Linked DNA regions of Mus musculus: regions 1 and 2 are each linked to region 3. The links are chromatin loops, found by intact Hi-C in ENCODE. Cell type or tissue: heart. All regions are shown on one strand.

Region 1 (8,000 bases), 670 kb after region 3:
ACCATATAGGTTTCTTTTTTTTCTTTTTCTTTTTCTTTTTCTTTTCTTTTCTTTTCTTTTTTTTTTTTTTTTGAAAAATAGACATGGCCAGAAAAAAATCTATCTAGGAATGACAACAGTGTAAGAGATGAGCAAAAGTCAGTCTGCAAAGGAAACCAAGAGAAATGCTGGTGTTAAGATGCATGTGGTGAGCTGGGACAACCCCTGCTTCCAAAGAGAACCCACTGGGTTTCACTAAGAGCTTAACCAGCTTTAAGGTTCCAGATACTCAAGGCTGCTGTGTGCTTATTTGCTACAAGAAACAGGGTAAGATCACATCCTGGTAGCAAAACAAAAAGAAAAAATAATCTACGAAGCCCAAGAGGTGTTGTGGTCCTACATCCATCATTTAAATCTATGGAGCTCACTAACCTGGATTGAAGATTAATCAAAATCGTCTATAGGTCAATGTTCAGGGTTATTTGGTCATCAAGAAAAGCTTGCTTAATTAGCCATATAGATCATGAAAGATGTCTTTTCTGAAAACCCTCACCTTGCCCACAAAGGGAACTTTAGGTACTTTTGTGTTGCACTGGACTTAGATTCTTGGCTCTCCCTCTGCTCAAGGGAAAGAGACAAGTAAAGTAACTGCAGAGCAGGGCATCCCTGATGCCAGCACGGAGAGCCTGGGCATCCTCCCATCCCATTGAGGGGGCTTGAAATAAATATTCTTACAGAAGGAAAGGACTGAACACATACACGAAGACTCCTTTCTAATAGCATTAAGTAGCTCAGAGTGAAAATTAACTGCGCCACCCCCACGCAACCCCTTTCTTCTTGAGTGGGTTCCCACTTCACAGAAGAAACTGCCTTCGCCTGGCCATTGGTTTTGACTGCTTTTGGGAGCTCCTTATCAAGCCATTCAATAACATGTCATACTACTTCTTTTGCCTTTATCCTCTTTTCCTCTGTGAAAGGTAAGACTTAACTGTCTTACAAATACCCAGATATACACAACATTTATATCACAACTTTAATCTGACTTTTGACAGATTTTAAACACTCGATTGCAGCTACACCTTCATTTTTTCTTTGATCAACTCCAAAGCACGCCTCTTGTCTCCCAGGTGTAGAGAATGCTGCCCTTTCTCTTCCTCTTTCCCCCTCAGAACTGTCACTACTAGGTCTGCTTATGCCTTTGGAATTTTTGTTGTTGTTCTGTTCAGTCCTTGCCTCAATTATGTAAGCAAAGAAGAATTCACTACTATCAATCACAATCTCTTCAGACCTTATAAATACACAAGTTACTGCTATTGGTACATTGTTGCTTGCTTTAGGAGACTATTATTCATTATAAAATCCATGATAATGTCATATATTTTCCTTCTGCCATACATAAATGGGCATGGGTCAAAGTTTTGAAATTACTAAATTTTACTCAACCAAAGAAGTGGTGGTAATAAGCAGTTAAAACATTGTTGCCTTCAGCACAAGTTCCGTTTATATTCAAAACTGTGGCCTTTCATAGTTGAAATCCATAATGGCAGTACTGGAAAATACCAGGAGTATCAAAAAGACTTAGGGTGTTTCAGTCCCATGAAGGGACAGATAATAAACTACCTTCAGATGACAAGACCCAGCCATATTCTTAAGCCTTCCAGACAGAAGGTTGTGGGTTACATCCCCACCTGAATGACCTGTACACAAAGAGCCTTGAATCCATCTGCTCAGAGCAAGAGTTCATCTCATGTTCAGGACCTCTCATCTGTGCACAGAGGCTCTGGGTGCAGAGAGAGCTGCTGAGGAGAAGTCCATGGACCTCACTGGAGCAGGTTAGACACTCATGGGATGCAATGGAGCAGGGTAGACACTCATGGGATGCAATGGAGCAGGGTAGACACTCATGGGATGCAATGGAGCAAGGTAGATACTCATGGGATACAATGGAGCAGGGTAGACACTCATGGGATGCAATGGAGCAGGGTAGACACTCATGGGGTGCAATGGAGCAGGTTAGACACTCATGGGATGCAGTGGAGCAGGTTAGACACTCATGGGGTGCAATGGAGCAGGTTAGACACTCATGGGATACAATGGAGCAGGTTAGACACTCATGGGGTGGAATGGAGCAGGTTAGACACTCATGGGATTACAGGTTGTGCTTTACAAGATTCCAAATGGCTTTTAAGGTGAAGAGCTCAACATGGATTGTGTGGTGCTTAAGCAGGTAACGAGCATAGGCTTGGGAGCCAGAAGAGCTGGTCACAGCAGTCACTGCCACTCACAGTGGCTGAGCGCGTCCCAAACTCAGAATCTCAGCTTCTTCATTTCAAAACTGGAGTTGCTGCACAGTAAAGACATATATACATAAGACACTAAGTCTGGTACATAGCATATGTAAGCCTTGATACATGAGGTCCATAATATGATCAAAATATACTGCACAGGTATATGAAATTCTCAAAAATAATGAGAATGTTATAATAAAAATAATTTTAAAAATTTAAAATAATACCCAGTAAAATTATCACTAGTATTAGTCGTGTGATACTGCTCAGAACCTCCCTTTGAGTCCACCTGTTCTCTGATGTGACACATGATCAGATTTTTCATTTCTGCTCACCAGCTGAAATTAGAGGAGTGGCTTTTCTTGCTATCAAAGAAAACAGACCTGATGGACAAAGAAAACATGGGGACCTTTCTATGGGTGTGCTGCATACGACATTCAACTCCACTCTCTTCTTGAGGATCCTGGCTTCATGTTTTATCAGTCACAACCTTTCATTGTGTTCCTTCTTACAGCAGCCCCTATTTTAAAGGTGCTTTCCAAATAACCTTATGTTTGGACTGAGTTAAAAATGCTAAAAACAGATGTGCTCGCTATCTTCCAGGAATGCTGCAGAGATCCTAAGGAGAGTGGACTCAGCACCACCTGGATTGGACCCACAAGACAGTAGCTACTATTAACAAGCCCAAAAGAAAAGAGAGAATTTGATTTTAGTGCCCTGTTAGAGATATTTGGGCAAAAGAAAGTGTATTTATGTGGAAAGTTTCAAGACATTACAAATGAGATAAAGCTAAATGAGAAGAACACAGACGTGCAGCCCATAGACCTCAGCTCGCCATATGTGAAGTATCAAATAAATAGCTTTTCTAATCTCAAATGTTAATCTCTCCTTTCAGCCTTCCTCATTTTATGGGACCAAATATTTCAAGCCTCATCTGGGTTCTATTACAATCTCAAAGACAACACGATATCTAGGAAAGAGTTTATATGTAAAAATCACTTAAACTCAGGCAGTGGTATAAACTGAAGTCCAGACTCCATTACCCCTAGATTTCATGTAATTATATTCCTTTTTCTTTAACTCCAAAATGATAATTTTCTCCTTTGGCACAGAGTCTCTTTGGCTCCAGGTTTGATGCCAATGCAGTCTTACTGTGAAAACAAATTAGAAGTAGGTGGTCTGGTTAGTCTTCACAATGCTCCATTTTAATCAGGCAGAGCAGTGGAGAGGACGGCTGTGGAAACGCTGGCGGGTCTTCAAACAACAGTGCACGCTGTCCATTTTACTCACAATGAAAAAGCTCTTCGGGAGATTTCGATAACGGTTCCCCTCCTACTCGGAGTCCACATTTGTAATGTTTATATAAGTGGGGCTATAAATCTTTCTCCAATAGACCCCATGGTTTCTGAGGCAGACTTCTTGTTATAAACTGCCTGTTTCCGGTTTGCCTGCCTAAGCAAGGCAGGCAAAGCCAGTTCGCCAGAGACTGGAACTAATTTAATGTGCTCCAGGTTTAAGCCCCTAGCCTGTGTGCCTTTACAGGGAGATTTTACACAGCGGATTACAGCTGACTTTAACAATGATTCATATGATAAGTGGCTTTCGATTTGTTTTTTAATGTCCGAAAGTATGCATTTGCAAAGGACATGTCATCAAAATAATGTTGTTAAAGTAATACCCTTAGAAAGGGAAAAGAAGGAATTCAACTTTTCATCAAAATGAAAAAGTTTAAATGTTATCCGTGCCAAAGACTCTTGCACATGAATTTAAGGGTTCTATTACACAAAATAAGACAAAGTTGTTTATAGACAGTTAAGCCTGGATGAGCTCCAAGATGTGATTGGTTAAATTGATACATTTTACCTCAAGGTTTGGTCCTGTTATTAAAAATACTGAAGCTATCATGAAAATGGACAAAAGCCCTATTCTTTCCAGCCTCAAAGAGATCCTGTGCGTTTTTTTTCAAAGATGCACCATTCCTTGAGACAAGCGCTAACTGAAACAGAAGCACATTCACAAACCTCCACTACCATCCATCAGGGGAAAAACAAAAACGTGTCATCTGTTACCTCAGCAACGCCCCGTAAGAAAGTAAACGGCACCACAGAAGCGAGGAGTCTACTAATCCTCTGAGTGTCTGTGCTGAGTACTCTCTACAACACCTTTTTAAAATACCAAATGTAAGAAGATAGGTTTGTCCCAAGCTGTTGATTTCTTCCAATTTTTTTCTTTTGAGATTCCTTCAAAGGGCAGGGCAAAGACATACAGTAGGGGGCAGTGTTGCACCACCGTGCTCTCACTTGGAAAGAATCAAGGCCAGACCGAAGGAAACCCAGCCATTATTCTTCATTTAGACTTATTACCCTAATTATTACAAAATTTCAGAGTTTTTCCTTGTAGCATAACCTGCTTTTTCACCACCTACATACCTACATACCATATTAAGATGTTTTAAGTGATACAAAAACAAATGTTTTTAATAACAAAACCAAATCCACCCAAATATCCGAGACATGGCTGATTGCTGTTTAGCCGTTGATGGAGAACTATTTGTTCAATGTCATATTTTAAAAGCACGAAGACTTCTCCAACTGCAAATATCCAGATGTTCTTTATTGTAAATATAATATCACATTGGGAGATGGCTAAAAAAAAAAAATGAATGAACCTTGGTCTAAAATGAAATGCAGAGTTGGTTTATAAAATACAAGTCAATGTGACCCATGCTAATTAGATAATTTTAAAAATATGGGGTAAGAAAATATTTACAAGTACAAAATGTCTTCATATCTTCCAGAAATAAACTCTTTTGTTCCATCTGCTGGGCTGGCTCTCGGAAGGAGGAAACTGACACCTGGGCTGCATGCTTGCTCCCCAGCACTTACGCTGCTTTGGAGTTCTGAGTGGGTGCGCGGAGAGGCTAAACCTTTCCCAGGTCCCAAGAATAAAACTTGCCCATCTATCGAAGTAATTTTATCTACCATACATAGTGGAAATCCAAGTGTATATTTCAAGGTTAGTAAACAAAATAACAATTCACTATTTGACTTCAAAAAAAGAAAAAAAGACAAGGAGCCTGAAAGATGGCTCAGAAGTTAAGAGTACTTACTGCTCTTGCAGAGGACCTGAGTTCATTTCCTTGCATCCACATTAGACATCTCACAACCACCTGTAACTCTAGTTTCAGGGGTGGGTCTGATGCCCTCTTCTGAACTTTGCAGGCAACTGCAACCATGTGGTACACATAAACTCATACAGACTACACACATACAGACAGAGACTGTTTTTTAGTAAATAATTAAAATAGAATCAAAACTCCCACAGTCTTAGTAAGTGATTATTTCTCTTTGTCTTCAATTTCAACTTGGTTTTTTTTTCACTTGTGTTAAGAAAGGTTAAATTTAAACAAAAATAAACTTTTACAATTTCATAATTACACTGGAAAAAATATTAAAATCATGTCTCTAGAGATATACAAATTAATGGTTTAAAATTTACAAAGGGACTCTAAGAATACAAAATATTTTTTGAAATTCCATAAGCCAGCAAGAATCCATAGGCTTACATTTAAATGTAATAGATTTTAGGTTTTAGTACTTTGTTATATTATGGTTCATTGTATTCCTGAGAATGTACTTTTTTTACACTCTCCAGGAGTGTGTGTGTGTGTGTGTGTGTGTGTGTGTGTGTGTGCACAGTATGCACTTAGTGCTTCTATGAGACTCCCCCCTCCCCAATATGTGCTGTACCTTTCCAGCAAAGCTTTTGCAGTGGGGAGAGGCTCCTTTTCAAGACTTAACAGAAACACTGCCCCTATAATTACAACTAAATTTCCTTCAAATTGAGCTAAACATTTGAGCTGCCAGATGGGACATAATTCTTCATAATTATTGCAGAAAGAGGGCCTGTGACAGTTGCAACAGAGTAATTGGCTAATGGAAGAGCAGCAGGTATGCATTTTCCCCAAACATCTGTTTGAAACTCTGGGTCATTTGAAGAGTACCTAAAAGTCCCATCTTCTAATTAGCTTCTCACCAAGCCAAATCCCATTGCCAAGGCTGTTTGAGTTGGGTGAGGGTCAAGGTTCTTCTGTAGTCAGGCTGATGAAAGCACTGCACCCCTCCAAAAGCATGCACTTATTTCATCTCACAGTGTCGCTCTGAGATGGAAGAGGAAGAAGCATTTTCTCCTAAGAGGAATGTATTTTCTTCATTATTTCATCCATTTCTCTGTCAAAAGAATCTTTGCATACCACATAACTGCTTATTTCTCATCTCTCTTCCTTTTATACATCTTATGATGAACAAGGAGATGACTAGAAACAACAAGGTATGAACTTGGCACTGTGAGATATAATAAGAAATATATTTTGGTTTTGTCCCTGATTCCTAACACAGAGCTCCTAGAATCCCTTAGGATTTCATGAACTAGGTTGTCTTCAGGGGCAAGAGCAATGGCTTAGTGATAACCAGCACTTGTTGCCCTTGCTTGCAGAGGCTCTAGGTTCAATTCCCAGCACCCACATGGCAGCCAACAACCACCTGTAATTCTAACTGCAGAAGATCTGATGCCCTCTTCAGACCTTCATGGGTACCAGGCTCACAAATGCCGTATATACATACATACATACAAGCAAAACATTGATACACAAAATAAATAAGCCTTAATGTTTTACAAGTGTGTTCAGTTAGTCCAACAAGCCCCACTTAAACACATATAAGCTTATACTAATGAAGGACCTACTGAAGGACCCCAAGTGATATCATGATGAGGTTGACCAGCAGAAAGTCCTAGATCTCTCCATCCACCAATCTATGGGAACATGTGGAGTTGGAAGCTGGGCTCTCCAGAAGATCTTGAACAAAATGTGACCTTGTGGCTGGAACACAGGAACTTTCTGGGGCAGGTGACTACTGGGAGAGGGCATGGAAATTTTACCCTTTGCCTTCATTTCTCTTGAGTTGAATTCTTTATAACAATTAATAAGCATACACATTTTCTTGTCTTCTAAGATTTATACCAACACATTATTGAACATAAAGACAGTGCTCTGGGTAACCGTTACTTTATGTGCACCCTCTGGGCTTATAACAGGCATCTGAAAGGGGGCGGTTCTGCAGGCTAAGCCCTTGTAAACTGTTAGATCAGACACCAATGCCAACTAGAAACAGCAATTGGTATCCAGAGAACTGAAGACTAGTCTGGTGTGAGAAAATATCCCCAAAATACTGTTCCCGAAGACCCATGGCCTGAAGCCAGACTGTCTCCCAATTGTCGGTGACAGGATATCTGAACAGATTAATCACTTTGGCTGTCACACCAAAATACTGTAGATCTGGTGGCTTTAACAACTCAAACTATATTCCCTCACATTTCTAGGGACAGAAAATGTAGATTGGATTTCCAGTATCGTCAGGTCTGAGAGCGTGTGCATGTAGGAGACTGCTTCCCATGTCCCCACATGGAGAAGAAAGGGAGAACTGCTACCTCTTTGGATAGGAGCACTAATCTTGTCACAGAAAGAATCTCATGCCTGTCGCAACTTCATCTAAACCTAATGACCTCTCAAAGGCCCATGTCATCATAAGACCTTACCATAGCAGATTTGGTGGGACACAGGTCATACCACAGCACTACTGGACAAAACAACAACAACATTTGCTCATGGTGAAGGGTAAGCCTCCCTCCTGGGGATGAATGCTTTACTCCAGAGGATTAGGAAGTGGATGAACA
Region 2 (8,000 bases), 75 kb before region 3:
CACATTCAAGTAAATACTGACTGCATCCTGTGGCAGGCTGACCTGGGATAGGTTCAGCTCCATGGGGAAGTATGGCTGCTGGCTGTACTTTCTTATTCGCTGCCCCTCTCGCCTGTTCAGGATCCCTCCTTGGAACCTGCTTAACTTTTCATTACTTACTTTACTGCAGTGGCTCCCACAATAGATAGGACCGGGACGTCTGCGGCTTCTGTAAGGGACTTCTTTGTTCAGTTGTGCTCTATAGTCTTGTTCCAATGTCTTTTGCTTTAGAGCAAGGACCTTCTCACTTCTTCTGCTTCTATTGGCACACACTGCTGGCTCTGTGTTTCTTGCTTTGTTTACAGGGAATACATGCATTTCTCAGATTTTGCAGTATATGATAGGTAGAGAAAGGGTTGGTTTTCATGGAGTTTAATGTCCAGTCTAGCTGTATTCCTTGGTGACTTTCTTGTCATAAAGAACAGATATGGACACATAAAAACATGGAGCTGATGAAAGTCAGGCTTGTGGCAGGAGGATTGCCAAAAGTTTAAGGCCAGCCTGGGCTAGTTTGTTCTGGTCAGCCTGAGCTATATAGGATGGCCTTGTTTCAACAAGCAGAAAGCAAAACACACAGTAAGGCCCAGTAATATAGCAAGGAAAATGTTACCTGCCAATTGAAGGATTCAAAAATATTATCAGTCAAGGATCTCTCGATTAAACAAGATGGGGCAGCTGGGAGACAGCTCCTGTGTACATGTAAAGATCTGAGTTTGGATCCTAGCACTTGTAAGACTGAGCATGGCAGTTCATCCCATGTCTCACTCCAGTGCTGGGAGGTTAGAGACAGGCCCACAACAGAAGCTTCTGGTCAGCCTGCCTAAGATAAACAGGTGAGCTCAGGTCAGCGGGGGTCGGGGGTGTGTCTCAAAAATAAGGTGGAGACAGATTGAGGAAGACATCCAGCCTCCACATTCAACTCATAGATACATGCACCCACATCCACATGCACACATCACACATCACACACACACACACACACACACACACACACAGAGTGGGGGTGGAGTGCTACGAAAGGGAAGGGTAGAATAGTATGGTCAAATATACCAGAGAATAGAACTCTATGCTAGAATCCTGACATTGCTAAGGAAGCCAGTCTAAGAAGGAAGACGAAGCTCAAAGGACACGCCTTGAACACGCCCCATTAGCTCAGCTGGGTGCTCCACCATTGGATGTTTAAGTTGCAGTAGGGCATTTGCTGACCGTTCTAATTTGTCTCTAGGCATGTCATACATCCATGCCATAGTGGGCAGAGTGATACTGAGATCACTCTGTAGGGCTGTAGAGTTGGTGGAAGATTTCTTAGTGGTATTGCTTTGACTCGTTTCATACATATAATTAAGGGTAGAGATGTTACAGAATCTTAAAGAATCTAGCATTTACAAAGTGCATTAGGTCATGGAACTACAAGCCCAGGAACCACATGAAAAAAAAAAAGATATTTAGAATGGCAGTTTAGCCTTAATCCACAAATGAGCAGAGGCCTTGAGAGTAAGATGGGAACCAGCTTTCCCATTTCAAATAAACTGTGAGTGGACAACTTCACATTTGAAAAGCTTCCCAGCAGGGGTTAGCACAACCAGACTTCCACATTGTCACCCACGATTCACTATCAAAGCTGGGCATCTGTTTCCTTCTACTGGGTGGCTGACAAGTGTGTATATTGCAGATTTAATTACAAATTGACTTATAGTGCTTTCAGAATTTTAGTAATGAAACGATGTGTTAAAACGTGCTGTAAAATGATCTAGAAAGGCGACCCAGTCATTGGACAATTGTCGAAGTACCTCGGTTGTCACACGATAAATCAGGTCCTTTAGTAACTCATTTCTTTTGTTGGAACATTGGGACCAAGGCATTTTATTCCCGTGATACTTCTGTCTCTTTAGATCAGGGAACAAGTTGTAGATTTTTGCCATAGACCAGTAGATGTCAGCATTGGTCCTGTCCTGTGGGTCATGAGTGTGAGGCAGGATGGAGCAAGTTCCCTTCATTATCATTCGAGAGGCTTTTGCTGTTGACACAGCATAGTGCACAACTTTCAGTTGTTGGAGATTCTGACAGAGCTAAGGGGTTGTGCATACTGAAGGGTGATGCTTGGGGGAAATTTGACTCCCACTGTGGGGCTCTGTGTGGTAGTGTCCTTAGGCCGGGCATGATTCAGTCCTGGTGGCTGCAGAAGAGACATATAAACACATATATTCAGCATTTTCTGCTGTGTGGAGCTCTGTGCTGTCTGTAGACTCTGTTAGCATCACTCTGTGTCCCAGCTATCCAGGACTTTAAGCTATAATAAAGCTTTTTTTTTTTTTGTAGTATAAATAATCTGCCTCTAGTATTTTATTACAGAAGTAAAGGATGTACAACCGGGTACCCAATAAAAGTTCCAAACTGGGAATCTCTTGTGTGTTTTATACATGCTTATCTTTGTTTTCTAAGATACAATATTACATAATATTGTATATTGTATTTGTATTATAAGATAAAATTGCCTCCATTTCCAATGCTGATACCAGAATGTATCCAGTGTGTATGTCTTTCTTTAAATCCCTTACCTTATATCTTTACATCTTCATTTCTAATTTCCTCTTGCTTCTCTTTGAATTTCTCCCTTTTCCTGGTTTCAGTTGTTCTCATCTCTTTGGCACCCATGCATTCCCTTACATATAAGCATCTAACCTCTAAGCGAAGTATGAGTGGATATGAAGACAGCAAATGACATTTCACATGAAGATTCACATATGCCCTGATTCATACAATGCATTCATTTTACTGAACTTTCAAATGATTTTGACTTTAAATAGTTAGGCTGTTAAAAACAATTAAAAAATAAATTAGATGTACAATAAATCTGAACTATGGTAAATCTTAGCTCAGTGAACTCAATGAGAATATTAGCTAGTATTTCCCAAATTGTTGACAAAAATACTTGGTATGCACATCAAAGATGCATCTGTGGGTTTCCTGTCAAGCCTAGTAATAGTCTCTGGGGCATTTGCATCAGCACAGAAAGGCAGGTTTGGAAATATTGGCCAAAGATCGGGCTTCATTAACCCTTGAACAGGATACCTGAGGCCTAATGCAATCCCTGGAACTTTCCCAACTGTGAATGCTGTGTGACCTACAGACTGCATGTGCTCAACTACTTGTTTCCATCCAGAAATATGCAAGCCATTGAAAATTGAGCATATTTAATCCTTATCTGCATGTGTACCTAGAACACATGGCAAGTCATTGGCCACACATCTAGATTGTCGATAAAAGAGGCTGGGGGAGAATGCTCATTTTATTTCCCATATATATGTCAATATTTTCTTGTCCTTAGTGTTGGATACATTTTGTTGTTGTTGAGAAAACTATACTTCTTTACTCCCTTACATCGCAGAGATCTGGGCTCAGCATGTGTGATTGAAAGCTGGGGTCATAGCTAGGATCGTGACTCCCCACGAGTACAGCTGGATAGTCGCCGTCACAGGCCAAGGGGAGTGAGGAGTTCCTGGATGACCTAGGCTTATTCCTCCATTGTCTCTAGAGGAAAATCCCAAAGGAGAGAAGGTGACATCAGACCCCCACGGGTGGCCCGCCATGACTGGAATTCCCACAGACACGCCATCGAACAGTTTGGACTTCTACTTTGAAAAAATATCAGTGATCCCAGAACTGCCAGAAATATACTTGCTTTGTTCCCCAATGAACAATGCAGCCCCCATCTTCACTTCTTTCAAAGCCCAATATAATTTGCCACCATCAAAGCAAAGTTAGATTCTAAAGAAAGAGTCACGTGTAACCCTCATTTGAGTGAGACAACTTTTGAGAGGCTTGGCTGGGTTACTAATTCTCTAAACAATGTTAGCTAGAAACAACAGCTCTTTTCAATGTTTGAATTCAACCTTTCTCTATTGACTATCGGGTGGTGAGAATGTAACAGGGATGGCATTGGATTTATCAAAGTCATAATACTTCCTGGTGTGACCTCCCCTTCCCTAAGTAGCTGCCACCACAGTTGGAAGAAGTCCAAGCAAGCAGCATTTCCCAGGGAAACTCAGGCCTGGGACCCAGAAGTTCCCTGGGAAATGTCTGAGAGAAGGCACTAGATGGCAATATTGCTTAGGAAATGAGACGAGCACACTTGCTGTTGGTAATGGTTCAAAAATAAAAAATATTAGTCCTCAGATAGTATCTACAACGTCATTCCTAGCTTAACTGGTCACTGTAAACTTGGAAAACATCTTGCATTGATAATGAATGGTCGGGATAAAAATATAGAGTGTCAGAAAATCTAAACAACTATGTCATAGCACCCCATAAAGGATGTATATGCTTATATGCTTTATCCTCTTAAGGCTCAAGAAGCAATTTCTTAAGCACAGGAGGTGAAGGTGGGAGTAATTCTTGTTTGGCTATCTATCTATCTATCTATCTATCTATCTATCTATCTATCTATCTATCTATCTATCTCATCTAGCATCTATCAATCATTTATCTATTATCTATCATTTATTAGTTTATCATTGGTCAATAGTCTATCATCTATTCATTAATCATATCTATCTATCCATCTATCAACCATGCCTGTCTATCAGTCTGTCAGTCTGTCTGTCTAATTGTTTATCTATCTGTCTATCTATCTATCTATCTATCTATCTATCTATCTATCTATCTACCTATCAACCTATCATCTATCTACTATCAATCATCTATCATTTATTATCTATTTTTCTATCATCTATCTATTATCTATTTGTCTATTATCTGTCATCATCTATCTATCTATCTATCTATCTATCTATCTATCTATCTATCTATCTTGGTATTTTAAAATTTCAATCTAACACCACCAACCTGGAGTTCTTACTGAGATGAATGCAATGAATGGCTTGGGATGTCAGCTTTTTCTCTTCTTGTCTGGCAGAGAACTTGGGCTGCATTCTCAGCGTTCACACCATGACCACCTTAACACCAGTTGCAGAGGATCTGATGCTCTCTTCTGTTCTCTAAAGGCATCTGCACATACATGGTGCACACACGCTCAGGAAGGCACATATACACACAAATAGATGTAGAGCTGGCTTACAGCAGCTATGGTTTTCTGCAAAAATATGCACAAGAGCAAGCCAGGCCACATCTAGCATTGATAGGGAGGGCTCATAGAGTTATCGACAGTTGACAGCTTCTAGTGGAGGGAAAATCCTTTTATTTTCAGGGGTGTGGCTCTGGTAGACTGATCACAATCCAGCGGATTGGCCCCATCACCGAGTTTATAAAGATATGAGCAACACAAACTATATTTGGTGGATTGTTTAAGAGGAAACAGGATATGACCTTGGGACAGAGTGTGGAGAAAATTGGGACTAGATCTGGAAGGAGTTAGGTGGATGAGCTAGGGTAAATATAATCAAAACACGTTGTTTGCTTGTACAAATTCTCAAAGTATTAATAAAAATATCTTCAAAAAAGAAGTCTTACTGCAATGGAGAAAGCAAAATGGTCCTCACCCGTCTGCTTAGGGACGCAGCTGATCTATACTGGGAATGAAGGTTCTTGCTGAGAAGAACCTACAACCAAACCATCAGAGCTGTAGTAACATTATTGCTTGAGACAGGCCATTCTGAGAACAGTGTACCCTGGAACTACGCAGCACCCAATGGCCTGCAGTGAATCTGGACAAGAGGAGGAGGCTTCAAGATTGATTTAAATGACATCTTTAAAGTTCTTGGTAAGCCTCATCTAAGAAGAGAACATGTGTGCTCCCCTCCCCCAGTTAGCCAAATTCTTCAATAGGATTCATTCTCACTCCTCCCTCTCCCCTCCCTCTCCCCTCCCTCTCCCCTTTCTCCCTCCCTCCCTCTCTCTCTTTTTCTCCCTCCCCCTCCCTACCTCCCTCTCTTTCTCCCTCCCTTCCTCTTCCTCCTCTCCTCCTACTTTCTTCTCTTCTGTCTCTCTCTCTTTTGGCTTCTTTAGGAAAAGTGTAAGGGATTAGCATTTGACTTCAAATGAGGTAATTCAAGCTCTTGCTTTAAATGCCAATAGCTCAGTATTAATGATGTTTTAACGCAGAATCAAGAAACAAGGGAATATGATGAGCTGTGGCAGTAGTTTAGGGGATTGTGGGAATGCATTTTCCATCCTCTGAATTATCAGGTTGTCTCCAAACGAGCTCAACTTGGCTGGTAGATACCTATTATGATTTGTGTCTGTTCATTAAATCCTGCTAGAAACAAAATTCAACCTAAGAAGTGAATTTTTTTTCTCATTCCAGATGAAATAACATGTATCTGTAACTTGTCTCTGTTGTGAAACCAAAGTGTGTGTGTGTGTGTGTGTGTGTGTGTGTGTGTGTGTGTGTGTGTGTGACTAGATCAGTTCCTGTACAGCTGTGGGTAGGCATGGATCCTGCCAGCCCACTACCACCTTGTTCCTGGAGGTGATTCAGGTCCTACCCTGATCATGGAGGTGAACTGTCAGTCTGACATTGCTGGCTGCTCTAAAAATAGTGTGCTTAATCTTTCAAGGGAGCAGTGAGTCAAACTGAAGGAATTCAGCAGCCAGAGGCTCTTTTTTGAGTAAAATATCTTCACTCACATTGAAAGAGAACATCTTGTATTGGAAAGACCGAAAGACAGATACTGACAGATAGTGGAGCCTGGCTAACTGCTGGACTAGCTCTACTGTACATTCTTTGGCTGAGTGTCCTGAAATGTGTATCCTTTTGACTATGTTGAAGAGATGCCTTAAGCAAAATTAACCCAACACTAGCACTCTACAGTCTGAGATTTTGTTTGGAGAGGTCCCACTAAGCCACCTCTCTGTTAAGATCCCCTTTCCCAGAGAATTAAATGCATTTAAATATAGCCATTAATTTCTAAATATGCCAATGTTGGCAGTAAAGCTGTGAGAAACAAAGAAGCCTTCCTTTTTCCTTTCCACAAACGTAGATTCATGCATAATACCAACTACTGAACCCTCAGCAAGCTTCTGTTTTGATTTTTAATGTTTGAAAATAGAGGCACTGGAGAGAGGGCTTAGCAATTAGGAGCACTGGCTGACCTTGCAAAGGATCTGGGTTCTATTCCCAGCATCCACGAGGTGGCCTACAACCGCCTTTAATTCCTCTTCCAGGGGGTCTGACGATTTCTTCTGGCTTCTATAGATACCAGGCATCCACTTGGTATACTTACACATAGATAAAAAAAAAAAAAGATAGAAGTAGTTTAGTAATTTTAGGGCAGGGTAAACATTAGAATTTTGTTGTATTCCCTCAAGCTCTTGGACAGAAAAACAAACCAGCCTGACTTATATAAACCAATTTCTGTTTTCTTCTCTGTCTGTCTGTCTGTCTCTCCCTGTCCCCTCTCTCTACTCTCCCACTTTGCTCTCTCCCTCTCTTTCTTTCCTTCTCTCTCCCTTCCTCTCCTTCCTTCCTTCCTCCCCCCCTCTCTCCCTCTCCCTCTCTCTCTCTCTCTCTCTCTCTCTCTCTCTCTCTCTCTCTCTCTTTCTTTCTTTCTTTCTTTCTTTCTTCCTTTCTTTCTTTCAATATAGAGGCTAAGTGACCCTGGGCACTGGCTGACTTGGAACTCATTATGTAAACTAGGCTGGCCTTAAACTCACAGATATCCACCTGTCTCTGCCTCCCAAGTGTATGATAAAGGCATATGACTGATGTGTGTGTGTCTGCACCTTAGGTTTTTTCCCGAAGTCTTTACACAAGAAATACATTCATGGGAACAGGGCATGACTCCATTCTGTCTGCTGAGCCCTTTATAACAAGCTGTCCACTTGTGCTCTCCTCACACCCTCTGTGGCTTTTCTCCAAGATCCCCCATAGGTGAGAGGCCCATTTCTTATTGTCAGAAACTCCAAACAATTGCCTTGAGTCTTGTGTTTTCTTTGTCCCCTTTAAATGTGCATGTGTAGACACAGTCAGCAGACACCAGGGTCAGCGATCTTGTTCCATTTTG
Region 3 (8,000 bases):
TTGTAGAGTCGTCTTCTCTCTATGTGACCTTCAAAACTGCATACAGAAGTTCAGAAACAGGAATCATTTGGAGCCAAGAGTTTGGGGAAAGAGGTAACAGATGATAATAACAGCCACAGGGATTAGGGGACAGTCACAATTGATACTGTGCTGTTAACTGGTACTCAGGCTATGGAGCCAGATGGCTGTAACTCTGACCTCCATCTCTTCTATTTACTAAGCCCATCCCATTAGATATGTTATCCAGCTCTGATTCTTCATCTGCAAGACTGGAGTAACGATGGTGTCTGCCTTTAACAAACGTTGAAGTTTGTAAAGCACTTAGGACGATACCTAACACGTGGCCGGTGCTGTGAGCTTGCGCCTTAAATAATCTGAGTAACATGTGCTGGCAAGGAGGGAAAGGTGTTGAAGTATGTTGAAGAATACTCTACCAACAAATGATTTGAAGACGGAGGAGGCAAGGCAGTCCAAGAGCAAGTCCGTAGCCAGGATCTCTAAACAGGAAGCTCCAGGGAGTAGATGACAGTGACAGCACTAGAGGGAAGAAGATCTTTCAGGTCTTTCAAAGAAAAAAAAAACGGTCAAAAATGTGATATATTGGTCTGGGGATATGATCTTGGAAATAAATGATTTTAAGCATGTGGCCTCGAGGGATTACCAAGATGCTGCTGCTGCTGCTGCTGTCGACAATGTGGAAGGAGTGGCATGTTACTGCAGGAAAGACCGGAAATTTGGGCCAAATCAGCATGGAGCAAACAAATGAACCATGAGAGTCAAGTTTACCATGGCCATGCACGTGACAGATGGGCTGCAGCTGAATCAACTGCCGTCTTTCTTTGGGATGGCTAAGGGGTCTGTGCCACATGGTCTAGTGGTTTTGTCACCTACACACACACACACACACACACACACACACACACCGTTTAGATTAGGTTTGTTATTGAGGTCTCATTTCATCCTAAAGACATGTTGTATATGAATAATTTGAGAGTAAGTATGTGTGTGTATAACATATACATATCTCATATTGTATATGGTGTGTATATAATAGACACGACCTATACAAACTTTAAATCCTATGCTTTTCTACCCGAAAATAAGACCTTGCTGAAAGATACAATGGTTTTATATTTATTTCTCATATTAACATCACAAGGGAATCATTTTAGCCCCAACGCACATATCAGTGGTTGCCAATGATGGTTCTAAGTAAGCTCTTTCCCTGTGCACACTGATCCAGTGACCACAGCCCTGTGTGAACTGAACATTATTATTCACATGTTAAAGAAAAAGAATGGAGACAAGAGAGGCTCCAGAAGAATCCTGAGAGAAGGAATTGTGTGTGGGTTATCAATGGAGGGTTGGGAGGTGGCAGGAAAGCAGGACAACCGGATAGAGGTGGAGGAGGCTAAGGACGGCAGTGGGGACAGCCTGTCAGAAGGGAGCCTTAGTGTAATCAACCCCACAGTAGAGTTCTGGAGTAAATCATCTCTCAAAGTCACCCAAAACCTTTTCACATTCCTACCCCTGAAAAGCCACCACTCAAGGGCTGTCTGCCTCAGGAGGATAGGTTTTGGGGGTCTGCATTAGTCAACAAAGTGGTCTAAGGCTGTCCTCCCCAGAAGAGTTGCAAATACTACGGTTAGATGATAAAGCAAGGCAAAGGCGGGAGCGGGTTCTGAGCAAGTGCTTGAGAAGAATTCGGGGTGAAGAGGATCTAGGAGAAGGGGTGTTGTTAGCTTCTCCAAAATTCAGGGTCCTGGCTGTACCTGTCACTCACTTGTACGTGACCAACCAAACAGAAAGATTGTGGTTCTTGCTGGTGTTTCGATTTGTTCATCTGACTCATCTTTGTATAAGCGAACTGGAAAAGATATGTAAATCTGTGCACTCCCATGCACATAAGCACATATATCCATCACCAAGAAATGCAAAGTTGACTTGCAACTCAGATGTTCTGAGTCAGGCACACTAAACCTAAACTCTGGAGTTGAATGCAGCTTGCAGAGGCCCCATTCAGCTCTGCGTTTTTTGGAAGGCTGAGTTAATTGCCTTTATTTTGAGTGTGGGGAGATTTCAGTCTCCAATTTCGGATGCCTACCTCCATTTCTATCTCATACAGTTGGCTGGGATGATGGGAGATGGATCTCTTCAGAATGCTGCCATGTGCTTCATCACCCCCACTGTCACTCAGCTATTCTTACCAGTTCTTCAGCCATATGAGAGAGTTTACAATCCCTTGCTCACCTCTTTTCTCTTCTTTCCTGAGACTGATGACCTCTGCCCGATGGTCAATGATGGCCCGGGAAAGTAGAGCTGCTACCCTGTTCCTACTGATGCTGTTAGAATGTTTATTTACAAGCACAGAGCACTAACGTTCCTCAAACAGACAATTTGTAGATGTCCTTTTCTATTGTTTTTCTTGCTCAAAGAAAGATGCCCTAATACACTCCCCAGAAGCTTCTAGTTAGCATCTTTCTTTTGACAAGATATAACATGATATGAAAATAAACCCTAGGTTGGATAGGAGTTCAGTAAATTACAGCAATTTTCTGGTTGAACAAATAGTTACATTTTTTTCCAGTAAGTTGTCATGATTTCCCTGTTATAAAGCTTTTTCTTGCTATTAAGAATCCAATAAAATACATGTCAACATTGAATTCAACAAATATTGAAACTTAGTGCCCAGGGAAGTGAACATTTACTCATTTCCCTCTGATTTGGGATTTTCTGGAATCATTTTTTGGAGCTGTTTTGGGGGTTTTGGGTTTTGTTTTTTTTTTTGTTTTTTGTTTTTTTTTTTTTGGTTGATGATGTTCCAGTGAACTCAGCACAAATGCATCTGACTTTCAAATGAGTGATTTAAAACAACTTTAATAATAGAGAGTTTAATGCTGATTATGGGTCAGAGGAAGAATAAGTCTTACTGTCTTTGCTCTTTAAGCTACAGTTTAAAAATCTGAGATGGTGTCTTTACCATACATAGTTTCTGATAGTAAACGAGCTCTTAGAAAACCCACAAGATAAACCAACATTGCCCCTGACAAGCAAAGAAGATAGAGTTTATCCTAAACATTCTGTTCTATTAAAAATTAGTTTTTGCTGCTTGATATTAAATTTTACGCAAAATAAAGTGATTTTATAACACCTCAGCTAAGAATCTAAACTTTTAAAAGTCATTTGAAAGGGTAAGAAATGGGTCAGAACTCTGCCATGGGGTGAACAGCTGTCCTCAGATAAAGTCCTCAGAGACCTGAGGGCAAGCAGATGACTCTTGCCAAGGTCTTCATTCTGCCACTAGGTGAATACATATCAGCTGATGGCTGCCATCCGGGAAAGGTACAGGGGATAGCGGTGGGCTCCAAGACACCCTTTTGCATGTTTGTTTTCAGTTATCTACGTCTGTCTCTATCTATGTTTGTCTGTCTCCATGTCTGTCTGTTTCTATGCCTGTCTGTCTCTCTGTTTGTCTGTCTCTATGTCTCTCTGTTTCTACCTATGTCTGTCTTTACCTATGCCTGTCTCTGTCTCTGTCTGTCTCTATGTCTGTCTGCCTCTATCTATGCCTGTCTCTATCTATGCCTGCCTCTATCTATGTCTGTCTCTAGCTGTGCCATCTTTATCACCAACATCATCTATCTGTTCACTTAGCTACAGGTCAGACTCCTCCCCTCCCTTCCTCTCTCCTTCTCTCCCTTTGTGTGCCTGTGTGATTAGCTTAGGACTTTGTTGCCTGGGACTTTTTAAATTCTTCCTGAGTTTACAGTTTTCCCCCTCTTGTATTCATTTCCAACTATGTTTGAACTCCCTGGAGAACTAGCTGTTTTAAATTTGTGGTTTTAGAGGCCAGGTTAGGAACTTATCCAAAGAGGAGACTCAGCCCCAGTTTCCATAAGGCTACCTCTTCATGGGTGAGAAAAAAAAAGACCTCATAGCCACCAAGCAGGATGTCTTTCTTTGAAGCTGGAGTTGGGTGAGCAGCTGAGTTCACCCAACTAGATGTAGACTAGAGGGAAATGATCACAGTTCAGCTTGGTTCTACCCTTATTAGGTGTTAGGTCTCTCTCCCTCTCTCCCTCTCTCTCCCTCTCTCCCTCTCTCCCTCTCTCCCTCTCTCCCTCTCTCCCTCTCTCCCTCTCTCTCCCTCTCTCTCCCTCTCTCCCTCTCTCCCTCTCTCCCTCTCTCTCCCTCTCTCTCCCTCTCTCCCTCTCTCCCTCTCTCTCTCCCTCTCTCCCTCTCTCCCTCTCTCCCTCTCTCCCTCTCTCCCTCTCCCTTTCCCTCTCCTCCTCTCTCCCTCTAGCCCCCTTCTGCCACATACACACATACACATACCACAACACACACACACTCATACATACCACACAGAAACACACACACAGGATCATATATTTGAGTACTTGGTTCACACACACAAATACAAACACACACACACACACACACACACACACACACACACACACACACACACACACAGGATCATAGATTTGAATACCCAGCTAGCTGTGCTATTTTAGGAGATTTGGGGACTTTTAAGAGGCAGGGCCTTGTTGGAGGAAGTGGACACAGTGGGGGAGCCCTATGGCATAAGCTTGTAGTTATGACTGAATCTCTTCTGTGTCCTAGACTGCTCAGGTGATGTCACCAGCAGCCCATGCTCCCACTGCCCCAACCGCAGGCTGTGACACTGCCATACCTTTCATATCACATGAGCAAAAAAAAAAAAAAAAAAATCCTTCTTTCTTCAAGTGGTCTCTTCTAGCACTTCTTATACATCATTTTGAGAATCACAACATTTCTTTCTCCAATCCTCAGTTTCCCCCTGTATGAAACACAATGGATGAGTTTCTCTGACGTCCTCTTAGGGTAATGATGCAAAAGTGAATGAGATACCGCATAGGGTTTTCCATGCTGTGGTTTCTCTCCCTCGCATCCATCCCTAAGCCTGAGATGCTTCGTTTCAGCGAGGCTCCATGGGTTTGTGCACTAGATGTCAGCAGAGCTCCACCGTTCAATTGGCCCTGCGTTGGAGGGGGGGGGGTGTTCTATTCATGGAAAACACTTCCCAAATGTTCTCATTGTGCTTTGCTGAGCCTGCAGTCCTGTCTCTGCCCTGCACCCACCCCACCCATCTGGCTAGAATTCCCTGTCAGCACAACTGGCCACTGTGTTGAAGCTTCCCACTCAGGGTTTCTGGAGAAATTCCTCTAGTATTCTTATTCTCCAAGCATTCGTTCAGAAAGCATGAAACCCAAGAGGGGATTAAAAAAATTTTTTTAATGCAGGGCAACATCACAAAGGATACTTGCTGCAGACAAAGTCAATGCTGTTCCAATTAAGCGTTTCTGTGCTCCATCCTTCTTCAGTGTCCAGTTGTCACAGCCACGTTTCAAGGTTCCTCTCTGGTAACAATTGGAGCTTGAAGCAGAAACTCAAGAGCTGGCTTTGTGTGTCCCAGAAGCACTCACTCATCAAGCAAAACTTCTTCTACAGCTGTGGTTCTCAACCTTCCTAACGCGGTGACCCTTTAATATACTTCATGTTGTGGTGACCCCAGCCTTAACATTATTTTCCTTGCTACTTTATGACTGTAATTTTACTACTGTTATGAATTGTAATGTAAATATGCAGTGTATCTGACATGTGACCCCCCCAAAGGGGCCATGACCCACAGGTTGAGAATCAGTGGTCTACTGAGAAGAAGAAATATCTTAGACCCTTGGGTGGTCTTGCTTAAGCACATGGGCTTTAGAGCTATGTCCTTCTTTTGGAAAAAAAAAAAAAAACTATGTCTTTCCTTGCTAAAGGTTTGGCCTCCTGCTGGGTGGGATGTGGGTTGGAGGCTGCTGGGTTAAAACAGGACCATGTTTTGGCTTCTTCAGCCCTGGCAATCTTGCTGATATCATTGTTGCTCCTTACACTGGCAGCAACATCATTTCCCTGCATGCTGACAAAGTGCAAGATGCGTTTAGAATTTGCTTTCCTTCGGAGAATGAAGGGTATTCAGCATTCAGTGTCTGACATTGCCTGAGATTGCCACTTCACATATATAACATGGAGACCACAAAGGCACACTGCTACGCACAGGCTACACAAGCTTTCTCTTTCCGAAGGTTGCTCTTCTCACATGAGACGGTCCCACCGGTTTATTTTCTATTCCATTTAATTTTCTTGTAGAAGCTTGAGAAGGATTTCATCGTATTTTTATTGAGCACCTATTATGAAATAGGCCCTGAGCTAGTTGCTGAAGACAGCCCCGCCCCCTCCAAGTCTCTGGTTGGCAGGTACGTGAATATCAGGTATCTCTGGTGACTAGCTGGAGACCTGGGATGGGAGAGGATATGGGGAGTCTATTGAGGTGACCCTCACTTCAATTCCTACCAGAGGGGGCCATAGAGACTGATATTGGCGCTTTAACTGAAACATGAACCAGCATTGATTAGCTTGAGAAGGAAGGAGTTCATTTAAGACAAAGACCCCATGACAGGAGGGCACACAACATGGTGATACATACATTTAACCCCAGCACTCAGAAGGAAGGTCTCTGGGAGTTCCAGGCCAGCTTGTTCTACATATTGAGTGCCAGGGTAGCCAGGCTATATTGGGCTATATAGTGAAGCTACTTTGTCTCAAACACACACACACACACACACACACACACACACACACACCCCAGTGCATGCATGTGTGTGCGTGTATGTGTGCTTGTGTGTGTATGTGTGTGGTGGTGGCTCAGACAATGAGACAGTGATCTACCAAACAATAGACACCACAGTAGAGGATCCAGCATGTGAGCCAGCTAATGAGTTCAGAGTTAGAAAGGTGGAGAGTTCCATTTTACATTAGGTTTGATAAGTTTCTCTGGGGACATCCAAGAAGACATGTTAACCAGAAGAGGGGTGACAGTGTAACATGTCTGGGCTTGAGTTATAAATACACAAGTGTTTCACAGACAAAAACCGAAACCATGATTGAAATCTGTAAACTAGATTGTGCAGAGGAGAGACTTACGGTTTCATGTAAAAGTATCTGGAATCAGATAAAAACCTAGAAATGAATACATCCAGGCCAAGCTCTGACCTAAGCTGGCGGGCCTGGGCCCTGCATACTGACAGGTGTACAGAATCTAATGAGCCACACGGTTTGATGGGCCACAGAGGGGATCCCATAAATCTAGATCTGACTGGAGCTGAGAATCCAAATCTCCCCCCTCATACTTGGACAAGGAGAATATTTTATGCTATTTTTACTTAATAAGGCACTTTTGCCAAGTCTATATTTTAAAATCATTCTTTATGGTATCCATTCATACATTAAAAAAATAGAAGCATTGCTGTAATTTTTATTGATCATAAATTAATCTTGGGATTAAAAGGTGTTTGACTCTGTTGGTCTTCCTGTGGAGTTCCTATCCCCTTAGGGGCCACAATCCTTCCTCCTATTCTTCCATAAGAGTCCCCAGGCTCCACCCACTGTTTGGCTGTGGGTATCTGCTCTGGTTGAGTCCGCTGCTGGGTGGAGCCTCTCAGAGAGCAGCCATGCTAGACTCCTGTTTGCAAGCACAACAGAGTATCAATAATACTGTAAGGGATTGATTAGTTCAGCTTGGTACTCATGTAGGTCCCAAGCAACTAGAGTGGGGGCTACCCCAAAAGCTGGTGCCTGTAGGTAGGATATGTTCTTCTATAGGGCTGCTTTGTCTGGCCTCAGTGGGAAAGGATACACCTAGCCTCACAGAGACTTAATGTGCCAGGGTGGGAGGATACTCAGGGGGACCCTACCTGCTCAGAAGAGAAGGGGATGGGGATGGGGGAAGGGTTATGGGAGGGGGTAGCCAAGAGGGGAGCAGTGAGCAGGATGTAAAGTCAATAAGTAAAAAAAAAATAATAAAGAAAAAATAAAAATAAATATAATTATACATTTGGTTTACTCTAGGCAGTTGACCAGGCTTTTAAAATTACAATTATATTCACAGCTCACATCAACTGGGGTGTTACTGT

Evidence for each region. A loop is a pair of places that touch in the nucleus more often than their neighbours do. Peaks named below come from ENCODE experiments on the same cell type or tissue, not always from the same donor. Only the 100,000 strongest peaks of a DNase experiment are listed, where the experiment ranks them.
Region 1: it touches region 3 in a loop (2.2-fold over the local background); 2 of 42 quality-filtered maps call a loop at or near these places.
Region 2: it touches region 3 in a loop (2.7-fold over the local background); 3 of 42 quality-filtered maps call a loop at or near these places.

The regions. Positions count from the first base shown.
Region 1 is chr5:74,429,445-74,437,444 of GRCm38, forward strand. The region is part of intron 4 of Scfd2 (Sec1 family domain containing 2); the gene reads right to left. Among named protein-coding and RNA genes, the nearest start is that of Scfd2, 98 kb to the right of the region's middle. In heart, a CTCF peak has its summit at 4,532 (motif pointing right); no DNase peak of the experiment used is centred here.
Region 2 is chr5:73,682,231-73,690,230 of GRCm38, forward strand. No RefSeq gene overlaps it. Among named protein-coding and RNA genes, the nearest start is that of Gm34902, 34 kb to the left of the region's middle. In heart, CTCF peaks have their summits at 1,959 (motif pointing right) and 4,144 (motif pointing right); a DNase peak (open chromatin) is centred at 6,481; H3K27ac peaks cover 1,389 bases.
Region 3 is chr5:73,756,860-73,764,859 of GRCm38, forward strand. No RefSeq gene overlaps it. Among named protein-coding and RNA genes, the nearest start is that of Gm34960, 44 kb to the right of the region's middle. In heart, a CTCF peak has its summit at 4,982 (motif pointing right); a DNase peak (open chromatin) is centred at 5,122; H3K27ac peaks cover 259 bases; H3K27me3 peaks cover 508 bases.